4 separate regions of the Homo sapiens genome follow, and all the other regions are linked to region 1. Evidence: chromatin contacts called from ENCODE Hi-C or POLR2A ChIA-PET data. All regions are on one chromosome and are shown on one strand. Each heading gives the region's core, a stretch centred on a gene start or an enhancer-like site at or near the end of the contact. The rest is flanking DNA. Distances are from core to core; before and after follow the strand shown.

The links. A loop is a pair of places that touch in the nucleus more often than their neighbours do. ChIA-PET counts read pairs that join two places held with the same protein, here RNA polymerase II (POLR2A). Pooled maps may share reads with other maps.
Region 2: a loop to region 1 is called in a pooled map, with 2.2 times the contacts of the local background. The contact joins two enhancer-like sites. A Hi-C loop is called at or near these places in 1 of 168 maps with a recorded cell type or tissue (PC-3) and 5 of 50 pooled maps. POLR2A ChIA-PET finds 5 or more read pairs at or near these places in 2 of 52 experiments (CD4-positive, alpha-beta T cell and PC-3).
Region 3: a map of CD14-positive monocyte shows a loop between it and region 1 (4-fold over the local background). The contact joins two enhancer-like sites. A Hi-C loop is called at or near these places in 3 of 168 maps with a recorded cell type or tissue (CD14-positive monocyte and PC-3), 1 of 37 single-sample maps with no recorded cell type and 5 of 50 pooled maps.
Region 4: a pooled map shows a loop between it and region 1 (9-fold over the local background). The contact joins two enhancer-like sites. A Hi-C loop is called at or near these places in 16 of 37 single-sample maps with no recorded cell type and 14 of 50 pooled maps.

What each region holds. Positions count from the first base shown.
Region 1 is chr12:29,240,762-29,244,105 of GRCh38, reverse strand. The region is part of intron 1 of FAR2 (fatty acyl-CoA reductase 2); the gene reads right to left. Among named protein-coding and RNA genes, the nearest start is that of FAR2-AS1, 75 kb to the left of the region's middle. Within about 2 kb of position 1,870, at least 19 of the 41 ENCODE cell types and tissues checked have a DNase peak (open chromatin) inside an H3K27ac peak, as active enhancers do; they include CD14-positive monocyte, where a contact is called at or near this core.
Region 2 is chr12:29,064,712-29,068,330 of GRCh38, reverse strand. No RefSeq gene overlaps it. Among named protein-coding and RNA genes, the nearest start is that of FAR2, 83 kb to the left of the region's middle. Within about 2 kb of position 2,215, at least 2 of the 41 ENCODE cell types and tissues checked have a DNase peak (open chromatin) inside an H3K27ac peak, as active enhancers do.
Region 3 is chr12:29,426,977-29,430,299 of GRCh38, reverse strand. All of the region lies in intron 1 of OVCH1-AS1 (OVCH1 antisense RNA 1), which reads right to left. It also overlaps a transcript of OVCH1 not described here. Among named protein-coding and RNA genes, the nearest start is that of OVCH1-AS1, 39 kb to the right of the region's middle. Within about 2 kb of position 1,424, at least 3 of the 41 ENCODE cell types and tissues checked have a DNase peak (open chromatin) inside an H3K27ac peak, as active enhancers do; they include CD14-positive monocyte, where a contact is called at or near this core.
Region 4 is chr12:29,102,033-29,105,597 of GRCh38, reverse strand. No RefSeq gene overlaps it. Among named protein-coding and RNA genes, the nearest start is that of FAR2, 45 kb to the left of the region's middle. Within about 2 kb of position 1,902, at least 5 of the 41 ENCODE cell types and tissues checked have a DNase peak (open chromatin) inside an H3K27ac peak, as active enhancers do.

The DNA of each region.
Region 1 (3,344 bases), core at 621-3,120:
CCAAATGACATAGCAGATAATAGGAAAGGTAATGTCTACTATCACCACAATAGCTATTTGATATAAGTTGGGAAATTCATTCATTCATTCATTCATTCATTCAACTGCTGATTAAATGTACACTATGTTCCAGGGATTGTGCTACATGCTGGGGATACTATGATGAACGAGACACCACCTGTTCAGTATGAGGTGCTTTGTCTCTCATCTTTTAAAGGTTCTTATTATTGAGTTTTTAACAACTGCAGATGCCTTTAAACTCATTGATATTCCAAGAAGAATACATCCTGAACTCAACATGATGTTAAAGACTTACTAGAGCCCTGGAGTTTCTTTTGGACTTTAACAGTTCCTAGAAGAGAAATGAATGGGATGGCAGTTTCAGACTTTCCTAAGGAATTCAGAGGTATTAGGCCTATAACTGCTACACCATTCCAACGCTGGCATAATTCCACAGAAAATGACCAGGATATATCAACATAACCTGAGCTTCTCCACATCTGCCCATTTCTAATCCAAGACTCCAACACTGAGATCAAGAAAAACATACCAGATAGCAGTGGTTTCAAACACTTGATGAGTTATATTATTTACTGAGCACCTGCTACATGACTGCTCTCTGATGAATGCTTCATTGAAACTGAATTTACAAATGAGAAATAAAAATGAAAATAATAAAATAGAACTTTGACCTACAACCGGTAGCAACTTGCCCAGGAAACCAACCCCTTATCTGTAATAAACAATCCAGGAAGCCAGCCTGCTATAAGTCAGACTTGCAGGAAACCAGATTGCTATCTCCAGTGACAATCCAGGAAGATAAATGATCATTTCTGTAACAACTGGCCCCAAACTGACAAGACTTAATTACTGACAGCTTCCCTAATTTTGGCCCCACTTCCAAGTTAACACCAACCACAGAAAATCAAAAATACATCCCCTAACCAATCACGCAGGGTGCCCCACCTCTAGCTGGCCTGCTTATAGCTTCCCCATGCAACAGCCTCCAATCAGGGCAGAGCTGAAGCCTTCCCGTTTTCCACTATAATGCTTTCCCACTCTCCTGCGTGCCTTTGAGTCTCTGCTAAAATGTTAAGTGATGGTGGCTGACTCCCTTGCTGTAGCAAGCTTGGAACAACTAGCCTTTCTTTTTCTCATTTGGTAGATTTTCATTTAGTTCCACATAACTATTATACCCATTTTTACAGATAAGGGGATTTATAAAGATTAGCTTTTAAATGGGCCACACAAGAAGCAGAGCAAGAGTTGGAACCTGATCTCCCTCATTCCAAAGTTATCCTATTAACTAGTATCCAAATGTAGAAAAGAAAAGAGAGGTTTTTCCTTTACTGTCCTCTGCCATACCTACTCTGTCATTTTGAGTACTTTCCTCTTTCCTTGAAAGAAAGTGACTCTAATATCGGCCTGCAGGCCTGCTGGTTTTGCAGACAAATGCAATTCAGATACACTGGTAAGAGTTTAAGGCGATACTGAGGATGATAATGGCAATCCTACTTCTGTATTTCTTTACCATAGGTTGAATATATGAACAGTTGGGAGCCCAGCAGGTGGTGAGACTTGAGTTGCTCCTGGGGAAACAGTTCTCTGTACTGTCACTGTGTCACAGGACCACAGTGCTGCTCACTTCTGCTGCTTCCCAGTGACTCAATTAGGGAATTGCACTTAGTAAGTGTGGGCGTTTATGTAACTTGAAAGCATTTCAACATAACATGCCAGCTTGAGAACACAGGATTTCAGCACAAGCTTATTCACTGAGAGGACTGGGTAAACTCCCTAGTATAATGCTGTTCAGAGGTCAAAAAGAGAAGTGGATTAACAATAATTTTTTTAAAGAAGCTTTTTGTCTTCATTACTACACCTTATTTGTCATTTTGAGTCACCCAGTTCTAAATGGAGTGAAGCCAAGGGAAAGGCCTCAAATACATAAACTTCCTTTCTAGCTCCTCAGAAGTCTTGAAGTCGTGTGTCACACTGGTGTGACTCCTTCGGTGTAAAGTGGCGTGCTGAGCATTAACACGGATGTTTGCAAACATTTGAGGCAAGGCCTATGCTCTGTGTTCAGACTTAGCACCAGGAGAAGCCCACATTGCTCCCACATTTGCCATCCTCAGCTGTCACAGAATACATGGGCTGAGGTGATTTCTCTGTAGAGACTCTAGTGAGGAAAGGGGGGATTTGTTCACAGCTTCGATGCACGCACCCAGGGGGTGCTACACCCATCAGCAATTCTCTCTGGAATCAACAATTCCCTGGAGCATCTGAGGTGCTCCTGCCTCCTCGGAAATGAAAAGCAGGAAAAACGGCAAGCAACCCAAGTCCTGCTGCTGGAATAGGCAACAGGAAACAGGAGACTTTTCGTTTTGAAGGTGTTTGCCCTGCTTTTTATTTCAAATATTGATCTGGGAAAGGAAGGGAGATTTTACATTTCATACGTCTTTTAAAAAGAACTCAGCATCAAAGGAAACATTGAGAACATTGTCAGGTTGTGATAAAGTCTGCAAAAAACACCTCAGTGTGAGAGAATAAAAAAAGAAATAAGAGAATTAGCTGGAGAGATAAGAGGAAGGAGAGGGAGAACAAACTCATTTTTTTTCCTGCAGAGAAGGGAAAAATACTGAGTAGTATATACACACTAAAACAGAAACCATGATGTACAGAATAACTAGATCAATCTAAATAAATAAAGAAGATCAATCTAAATTTACAGAAATTCCTCTTTCACTTTCTTGAGAAAGTCTTTCCAGATTTCCATCAGATACAAAATAGAAAGCCACAGCAATATTAGAAGAAGAAAAAAAAAGATGAAGTGGAGACATGTATACATACACATTTTGGCATATGTGTACATACATACAAAAGCATCCACACATTATATTTGTACACACACATACATTATATGTGTAGCATGTGCATAGCTTAATCTTTCTTTAGTACACATTCAGAGTGGCACTTTCAATACTAGCTTTTAAATACACAATGAGGCCGGGTGCGTGGCTTATGCCTGTAATCCCAGCACTTTGGGAGGCTGAGGTGGGTGGATCACTTGAGGTCAGAAGTTCGAGACCAGCCTGGTCAACATGGTGAAACCCCGTCTCTACTAAAAATACAAAAACTAGCTGGATGTGGTAGTGCATGTCTGTAATTCCAGCTACTCAGGAGGCTGAGGCAGGAGAATCACTTGAACCCAGGAAGCGGAGGCTGCAGTGAGCTGAGATCGTGTCACTGCACTCTAGCCTGGGTGATGGAATGAGACTCAGTCTCAAAAAAAATATATAAAAAAAAATATACATACACACACACACACAATGACATTCCTAGTGCTT
Region 2 (3,619 bases), core at 966-3,465, 180 kb after region 1:
CATTTTGCATATGTCCTATCTAGTAATCCTCCTCATAACATAGACTCCAGAGAAATGAATATATATGTCCATGAAGGGGTATGCTTGAAGATGTTTATTGTGGCATTGTTACAGCAGGGAGCTGGAGGCAACAACCAAATTTGCCATCATTAGGAGAAGAGATAAACTAAATACGATAACGATTATTATGTATTACTGTGTGGCAGAGGCAATGAATTACAGTACCTACAAAAACACAGATAGATCTTATTATCAGAGTGTTCAGTGAAAAAAAATAGAATGATATGCAGCTTAGCACCACTTATGTAAATTTAAAAATCACATGATACCCAAAACGATGACATAGGTTTTCAAAGAAATACACACACACACACACACACACACCCACATATCCCTGTACATATACCAACACATTACAGTAGGTATCCTTGCTGGTGGTAGAATGAAAGAATCAAAAGGTGAAACAATGGAAGAAATAATGAGATAAAGCAGGAAAATAGTCTTCTAGCAAGACAGCATAGGAGTACAATTAAATCAATTTCTGTTTGGATTTGAGTTCCAAAAGAAAAAAAAGGAAATTAAAAAGAGGATGCTGGGTAAATTTATAAATTTCTAGGAGAAATAGAGAACCATGTGCTTGGTGGCTGTGTGACCTGGAAAAATACTCACAGTCTTGTCACAGACTGGTTCAGTGAGGAAGCTGCAGTAACTTCCTCTGAGCACTGGACACTTTAGCTTGCAGTGCCAATCCCGCTGGCACTGACTGTTGGATGCTGCCACCCAGACCTCTGCACTGTTGGCCCAAGAACTTTGTCTTCCTGCTTCAGAGAGAATCCTTTTCAGTTACTTACTACCTCCCAGTTCAGAGTCAGGGATGAGAGTTACCAGTTTAATGGTGCCCATGTCATGTGTCCATAAAAGAAATGGCAGATATCCACCATGGACCCCAAAACATTGAAGTCAAGTTTTCAAAAACAAGTAGACATTCAAACATGAAATGGATGCTGATTGAGTATTAGAATTAGAACAAGAAAAGGAGATGTCTTTTACTACCCTCTTTGCAGATGAAGTTAATGTGAATGATGATGAACAGACTTTCCTCAGAAGACTGTTTCTTCTTGTGATTTCCAGAGGGATATATTGATGTGGGGGATAAATATGAAATGAAGAGTGGGCTTGTGAACCTGTGCCATCACCAAACTTTGTTAAACACCATAATCGTTTGTGATTTAGTCTTAGGGATAAACAAAGTCATATTAAGGCATGCTTAGCTCCCTTCATAATATATCATGAAATAAGCATTTTAAAATTAAGTATAAACTGGCATTTCAATTTTGTCATACCAGCTACTGTGCCCATGTGTCCTGCAATGTATATAAATTATGTAATTTAGGAGTATGGGACCCCAATATAAAGAGATAAATGAAAGGGTACACTAGGAACATGGACAGGCAGGAAAGATGGTGAAAGAAACAAGTGTCGTGCAAGGATTTACCTAGAGAAAAGAAGGTGAAGGAGAAGAATAGTATTGGAAAAGGATAGTTTTAAAGTCTAATTGGAATTATCCAGTAGCTTATTGGACTTACATCTCACATTTTCTACCTTCTATTATTTTATAGCCACTATATAATTTTTATTCTCTCTGTAAAGGAGGCCTAGAAAAGAGAAAGATGTGACTCTCAAAATAATAAAATGTTTGCTATCGCTATAAAACTTTTTAATGGAATAGGAGATTTGATTTAAACATGATTTAAAATGGCTAGCAGCTTTTATTAAAATAAATTGTAAATTGTCCTAGTTCCTCATTGTCTTTTCCTCTTTTGTTCTTATGACATATTTAACTACTATTATTCTTCATAGAATGAGTCATAGATGAGTCATCTTCATTGAAATGAGAGTGTTCTGTGTCTTGGCATCTGTGTGTGTCTGTGTGTGTGCACATGCGCATGTGTGAAAACAAGTGTGTGTGTAAATCAGCCAGGGTCTTGGCAAAAACCAGAGTTCATTCATAGAACTCAAATGAAGAGACTTCAATAGTATAAGGGGAAGCAGGCTTAAGAGGACAAACAAGGCACAATTTGTCACTTAGACTAGTAACAATGAGAAGCAATTGTTTCTTTGGGAACAGAGGAGGACATAGAGTGACCAGATCCCAGTGGGAGTTGTGATTGGAAGGGACACAGCTGCCACCAGAGATAATAGTGCCAAGCAGAGAGAGGTCAGGAAAGAAATGTCCCAACATTTTTCTTCTTCTGCCTTCCAATCCCCTGCTGGCCCATCTGCTTGTCAAATCCAACTGGAAGTCAGCCATTAGGGAGTTCTCAAAGTGCAATTCATTAAGAGCAGCCTACTTAATACAGAGAGGGGAAGAAAAGAGTGGAGAATGGATCTAAGTGAGGAAATAGATAGAGACTGGCACATTCCATTGCTTTGTCCACAAAGCATCTATTCTTGCCCATTATTTAGAAGATGAAGATGTTGTCATTCCTAACACCAAGGAGACACAAAATCCCTACCAGATAGTGATGGAATGATGTCAGTCACACATTAACTTCAACTGGAACTTAAATTGTAGCATTCTCCCCCATCACACAAACCTCTCACACAAAGTATCAGGGAGAGGGGAGAAAAATAATCAATCAACACAAAATATGCATAATGACTACAGTTTCTAGAACTGTATCCTGTTATTAGACCAAGGCTTATCATCATATTTTTTTCTTCCATCATCCATTCAACATTTCCCTTATACTCTGCTTATATATTCCACTTAGGCAGAGGTCTTTATCAGGTAGGCAACAGATTTCATTTCTGAAAAATCTGTTATCATAGTCCTGTCTCTATTGAGTTGCTGCAATTTCCTATTGAGAAATGGCTTACATGCAGGTGGCTTAAATTGGGAAGTGATCAAAGGAAGCAGTAATGAGAAACAAGGGAAGAAAAACAGGGAAGAGATGAAGCCATTACAGGGTAGGGGGTGCATTGTCAAGTTGGCTATGCTATGGGTGACTGGTACTCAGTTCTGCAGGTCCATCTGAGGAGCCTTTAGAATTGCATCTTAGAACTGGCTTTTCAGGGTATGAAAAGCTAAGAATGTATTATTTGACTCTTTTGCCAGTCTGTCAAAGCATTTTCTCATATGTGTTAATTTCCATAGGTTAGATGTGAAAAAGTACTGAGTAGATTCCCATAGGTGACCCATGCTGTGTGTCAAAGACACACAGGACAGGAAGCAAAAGATACACAGCAAAGGAATGAGCTGAGGTGCTGGCAAATTTGCAGTTGCATAAAGCTAGTCTGTGACTTGTGGAAATAGCCACAGTAGCAGTGGCTGGAGTTAAGGGTGGAGCTGTGCGGAAAAGAGGTAGGATACAAGATATATCTGATGCGTTACATAATATAATGCAAACACCAAGTGTGGAAGTAATAATGACTAACAAGGTTGAGAGTGGAGTCCAGAAAACCATGGAAGAGACATTTAACTTGAATATAATTTTGAAATACGATTATCAGTCTTGGAGGGGGCGGGCATTTTAGAGGGGCCAGTATGTGCAAAGGCCCATGTAGTATGCAAAAACTAAATCAAAGTGCTGGTTTTCTCAGCATCCCAGATCTACCT
Region 3 (3,323 bases), core at 175-2,674, 190 kb before region 1:
TGGCAGGGGGCCAACCAGCACAAAAATAGTGCTAATGCTATTTCATAAATGATATTGAAGTTATGTTTTATGCAGTTATGGGGGAAGTGAAATATTACTATGGCATTTGCAAATTTAGAGAAGTCCTAAAGATCTTAGGTCACATCTCTTGAATATCAAGTGTCAATTCACACACCTCTAGACTGAAGATAATAATACCTGTATCTTATGATTGTGAAACCTAAATAAGATCATGTATGAAATAGGAGTGACAAAAATAAATTGAAATGTAGACGTGGTGTGACTTAATGGATTTACAGTTTGTGATTTAAGGTCAAATAATTCAGGCTGTTTGCTTTTGAAGTGGGGGTCCGTTTTTCCAAACAGAAGTCATTTAAACATAAGTAAGGATCTGTGGATACCAAGAAGCAATGATAGGAATTAATAAAGTATGCTACAGTTTAGGTTTTAATGACCTACTTGTAGACATTCCAATTAGATTCAAGTAACTTCTCTTTTTGATTATTGTATATTTTTTCTCTTTGTCTCAAGGATGTCCAGTATTGGATTTGATTCCAGTGACTTCTGTTGAGATCACATCTCTTGATTATCCTAACAGTTAACTCAACATGCTGAATTACACTTGGACTTTTTATTCCACAACAGTAAATAAAATGAAGGCCATGATTAAAGACTTTATAACAGAAGAATCTTTGAACTGTGATTGGGATTATATAATATTTATGATAGACCATATCAGCAATCAATTCTACTTTGTAAATTTATCTTTCTTAAATGGCCTACACTAACTGGCACCAAGTATTTATATAATGAATATACATGTAAAACATGACCTACATTGGCCTTGGGAACAATAGCATTTGTTGTCAGTGATTTCTCATCAGATCCTTCATTAGAATCCTATAGCATTATTGAGCACAGTTGGATGAGTATGAGATCACACTCACTGGATCTTTATTCCTTCCCAATCCTGGCTTGTCTTGACTTTTTAGTACAAAAATTCCTATCTCATTTAACCATTAGTTGGCACTCTTGGTTTTGTCCAGATGCCATATGTTTTAAAGGATTTTATTTCCTAAATGGCATTTTTAGATGGTAACTTTTTTGAAAATGTATTTACTCAGTGTTACCAGTATCAGGTTTTATACTCATAATATAGATGGCCCTTTTTAGACCTCAGATAAATTAAAGTGGAGAAAAGTTCCATTAGCCAGAATAATCTTTACCGATGAGTGGTGCTGAGGACTAAGAAATTAATGGTTGGAGGTGCTGGGAGTCAAACTCAGGGCCTTGTACATGAGAGGCACCTGTCTACCAGTGAGCTACACTCACTTACCAAGCTTGAATAATCTTTAGAAATGTATTGGTCACATAGTGTCTGTCATGCTTGAGCATTTGGCAGTATTCCATCATGAGACTGACTCATAGAGGGAAACTTTTTGAAACATTTTGTAATTGAGTATTGCATCAACTTCTCTAGTTTCCTCTTAGTTCTGCCACTTAGGACACCATTAAAATCCATTTATTGCACAGGTCAAGAGGAGGATTTTGATGCTTTCTTTTTCCAGGGACCTTGACCCCTCCTATGATAGTTCCAGATTTATAACACCATTAAGTTCAGAATTTTGCTTTGAAGTTCCAAAGTTGCCTAACTTTCCTATCAGTAAGTATGGCTCTTATTAGATTATAAAGCAATTGGGGTATGGAGGAGGGGAAGATTTATAAGTTCAAGCTATTGGTTTTCCTTAAGATGAACCATGGGTCTCCATAGCACCATACTCTTCAACCCTAATTCCTGTCAATACCCTTTCACCAAAGACCCTAGAAATGTACCTGTAGTTGAACAAATTGCATTTTGCACTCATTGCAGAGAGGGAGTATACACACCATGGAAAACCATGGGGTATCTCAGTAAGAAGGTGTTAGAAAAACCTATAATAGAGGTAGAGCTTTGGGTAATTTTGGAGAGGGTCTAAGGAAATGGACTTTGTTCTGAATTGGTTTCTGTCAGGAAGTAGAGCAATTTTACGATGGCTATCTCAGTCAAAAGGAGGCCTGGCTAGAGTAAGGATAAAACTGTAACTGGTAAAGCAGTAGCAGTTCCTCATTTTAGCCAAGAGAGGGAGGAGAGTGGTATTTTGGTGGTTGCACACAGCCGTTTTTTGTCTTACCTTATCATAGACTAGCACCGCCCTGTCTGCTGTTGATGTCCTGTGAGACAGTGTATGTCCAACAGGAAAATAACATGGTCCAGCTGCGAGCATCAGACCAGGTTCTCTGTATGTCAGGGACTGCTTTTCTCTTTCTCACTCTTTAATATTCTCCAAACTGGTAACATCATTCCTCTTTAAAAGCTCAGATTAATCAAAATTTCAGAGGTGTCAAATGATTACAAATGAGACAACCTGAATTTCTGTAATGAGCCTGTGTAATTCTATATAACAGTGAAGGGATTTGCATTTATTTGTGAGCTCGCACAATTTTACTTCAATGAACCATGCAATTTCTGTAAAGATTTTGGACCTAATGAATATAGACCCCTGTTGCTACTCTCCTGGCTTCCCCGTTAGCTAGGCTATCACCCCATTCAAGCTGCTATAACAAATACCATAGACTGAGTGGTTTCCAAACAACAAATATTTATTTCTCACAGTATGGAGGCTGAGAAGTCCAGGATCCAGGTGCCAGCAGATTTGGTGCCTGCTAAGGGCTCACTTTCTGGTTCTTAGGCACAGCCCATTCTCACTGGGTCCTCACATGGAGGAAGAGGCCTCTAACCAAGCACATTCTGTCTCAAGTTTCACGTCCTCAATCATTCAAATGCTACCTTACCTGAGACCTCCTCTATCATACAATCTAAATAGCCTTCCTTAACCTTTTCTTCTAGGGATTGATCATGGCCTGATGGAGTATTATCTTTCATTCATTTATAATTTGTCTCTTCTACCAGAATTAAAATTTCCTGGCAACAGAACTTTGTCTCTTTTGTTCTTGCTGTATCCTCAATGTCTAAAGCACTGCTTGACAGAAAATATTTGATTTTTAAAAGAAAAAGTGGAAAAAATGGCCCTGAATGAGGGAAGAGCTTGGTAACTTAGGGAACTGTCAGAGGTCAGAGTGACTAGAGAGAGATTGAGCAAGGACAGACTAGAATGAAGTGGGGTGGTGGAGCAGAGAGGCTTTCTCCAATTGTGCAGCTCAGGCTATGATAGTGACTTTGGATTTTATTCCAGTTCAATAGGAGGTCATCATAAGTTTTGACAGGGGAGTAATTTGAAGGCTGATCTGGAGTGACAAAGTGAATTGTGTCTATAGTTATGAGG
Region 4 (3,565 bases), core at 653-3,152, 140 kb after region 1:
TGTAACAATTTTTCTTATTCCATGAATGAGATATATAGAGGCGTATAATCTAAAAGAGCAGTTCATTTTAAAATCAATATACTCAGAATATACTTAAATACCGGGCTATTAAATTCTTTTTTCCATGGATGTTTCACATCTGGAACTTCCTGTAACAAAATAGAAATGCTTACTAAACAATCTAGCCCTCTTTTGCTTATACATTAGATCTTTGGCATGAGATCAGGGAAGATCTGGGTGTGAGGCTTCAGACTTCAGATCTTGAGGATGGCTGAGATTGTGTGGTCCTATTGCCCTTTCTATTATTTTACACTTTGTGATTTTTCCCCCTCTTGAAGGTTGATTTTTTTTATTTCTTGACAGATAAAGAAGAAGATAAGTAAACACTTCAGTTCTAAGAATTACTTTTATTTAACATAAATCAGGAGTTACTCATGTTAACAAGCTTAGAAGGTTATTTAGCAGGTTCCTTGGCAACAAACCTTTCAATGCATTTTAAAGTAATATCATAAATTCCATACTTGCTTGTTGAATGAATGAATTGAAATTGAAGTCAGGTAGGTTAATGTCAATAGGCATAATTTGGCCTCAACATCTACAAAGAGCTTAAAACAGCAGGGTTTTATTTTAAAAATTGCTTTCCTGTCTTTTAAGTAACCACAACAGTTCTATTATGGGCAGCCTTCTACCTGAGGAAACTGACACACTGAAGCAAGTGACTTAGTGAGACCAAAAAATAAATGAACAGTGTGAGGTCTGCAAAAGGGGAGACAGTGGCATTAGATCACACTTCATTGTAAAAATAATTGGAGGGAGAAATAATTCTGTATCTTACAAGACATGACTGTTTTGTTCTTTACCAGACTACTTCGAATTGAAACAGGAAGCCTGTTGTATTGAGATCTATGTCTTGGCAACTATGAGCAAAGCCATGGGTGTGAAATAAAACATGGGCATTTTCAATTCACATTTTTCTTAAAAAGTCATGATGCAATTGAAGGTTTTTAGTAACACTGATTCACTGCCTCGATCAACATGTTTCCTAACTCCTGGTTCTATTTTGAGACTAGATGGAACATTAATACACTTAACACGATTCTTTTAGGATCTGTCCCACCTACAGCAAACTGTTCAGGAGCTGAAAACACAAAAGAACCTTGGTAATGTCTCAGGAATTGCAGACCTCAAACTAGGCTCAGGTGAGAAGTGGAGCCACTGCGCTTCCCTCTTTCTACTCCTTGGTTTTCTTGGTAGCAAACCAAAAGCACCTAAAGTGATACATGGTAATGGAGAACCATCCAAAGGTAGGGCTAATAACTCGATCATTCTCCTAGCTCTCAGCACTGGCCTTCTTTCTTCATCATCCAAGATCTATACATAGTTAAAAGTGAGTGAGGTCTATCCTGCCTTTGAAGAACCCATAGTCTAGTGGGAGATGCTGACATTAGTATTATTACTGTAATATAGTGTCATAAATAAAATTCTAGGGGATATTCTGCTAGTGCAGAGGGGAAAGCATCAACCAATGAAGTGTAGAGGGCAAGGGAATGTTTGGTAAGAGAAGGATTCTTGGAGACAAATAGGAAATGTTTCCCTGATGGAAAGAGGCTTTGGTGTAGTGTGGGGAAGAACCATGCATGCAGAAAACAATAGCTTGTGTGATTCAGAAACAAGGTAAAAGACTGTGGAGTGTGTGTGAGGAGGCACAAGATGTTCCCTATGGTGACAATGTAAATGTGGGAAGGGGGAACTGAGGGATGTGAAGCAGGGGCCTGCACAGAGAGGCTCTTGGATGCTGTGCTAAGGATCTTAGATCTTATTCTGTAGAACATGGAGAAGCCTCGAAATGTGTGAGGCAGGAAATGACATGAGTAGGTTTCATTTTCGATAAACCGCAGTGGTAGCTGTGCATGGGATAAACTTGAGAGGAACAACCCTGAAAGCAAGAAACCGGTTAGAAATTTGGAGATATTGGTGATAATCACTGAGTTTCAGTTTCAATTTCATAACACTCATAAGAAAATATTGCAATGAGACAGCGTAAGGCATGGGGTTTGAAGCCAGAGGGCCTGGGTTTGAATTTGCCTGTGTTACTCCAGGCAAATCATTAAAGTCCAAGACTCATGTGTAGAGTCTTCCTTCATGTGTAGAATGGGAATAAAAATAAAGCTGTCTTATCAGTTAGTATGAAAATTAACAAGATGATCAATGCAAATTGCATAGCACAGTGCTTGGTATTATATAGCCCTTGATAAATATTAACCACTATCATCACATAATAAACAGCAAAATAAAGAAATGTAGTAAGAAATATCAATGAAATTTCTGAAAAATATAACCACTCATTCCAATCTAATACTGTAAAAAAATGATCGTTTTTATTCCAGCAAGGACTCAGGAAAAAAACCTATCAAAATGAAAACAGCAAAGGGAACTTAGTTGTTTTCTGCAAAAGAAATCCTGCCCTTGTTGACATGTACCCTGGTTTCCAAAATGCAAAGTTGTATAGTTTTCATGACCTTGTGTTAAGTTACACATAGGGAAAATGCAAAGTAGGTATCATTATTTCTGCAGTGTGTTAACTGATGATAAAAAATATTTGATGTAGTCAGTAGCTACAGATCCTATCAGTACTTGAAAGGCTTCACTGCCCAGAGTTGATGAATAAAACCGCAGTTCTTTTTGGCTGGCTTCATAAGATCTCACAGTATCTTTCCTTGACTGGCTGATGACAATGGAATGAAGTACAGGTGTGAGTTTCATTGTATTCAACCTATTTTTAACGTATTTAGTAGTTTTCTTTTTCTATCATTTTGATGTATTTAAATTTTGTAATTTTATTTGTTTGTTTTATATTTAAAAATTGATTTATTTGCAAATGTTTCAAAATATGGGAGTTTAAAACAACATTTAAAAACCCCCTCCACTTTACTACTCTATATTCTTCTACCCAACCTAGTGGTCTGTCCTAACCTTGAAGATGAGACCTGAGCAATTATAGGCTTCTTGATAGAATCAATCCCTTAGTCATTCTAAAGATGACTACGATTACAGGGCAAATTTTACCAGGAAGCACTTCTATTATTATTATGAAGATAACAGTTCTCTTTATCTTTAGCTCATCTGCAGTCTATTTGTAAACTATGCATTTAGCCAAAAGCACATAAAAATTGTTTCAAGGGAAAATACTCATTTTTATAAGCTAGTAGACTAAAACGATTTAAATCCATAGAAGAAGTAGAAAATAACTAGTCAGAAAAGACTTTTTATTTTTTGTGGGGAATTTTTGGATATCACGACAAATATAGTAGAAAACACTATTTTTTTTAATGAAGTGCCAAACACCAAACTATAAAACTCCCAGCAGACAGCAGAAAAACAGGTAGATTAACTACGGTTTGGCCATGAATTCTTAGATACTGCATGAAAAACACAATCCATTAAAGAAGAAATTAGTATACTAGATTTTTTAAATTAAAAACTGCTTTACATAGATAATGTTAAGAGAATAAAGCAAGCCACAGACTGGGGGAAAACCTTTGAAAAATACACATCTAGAAGAACT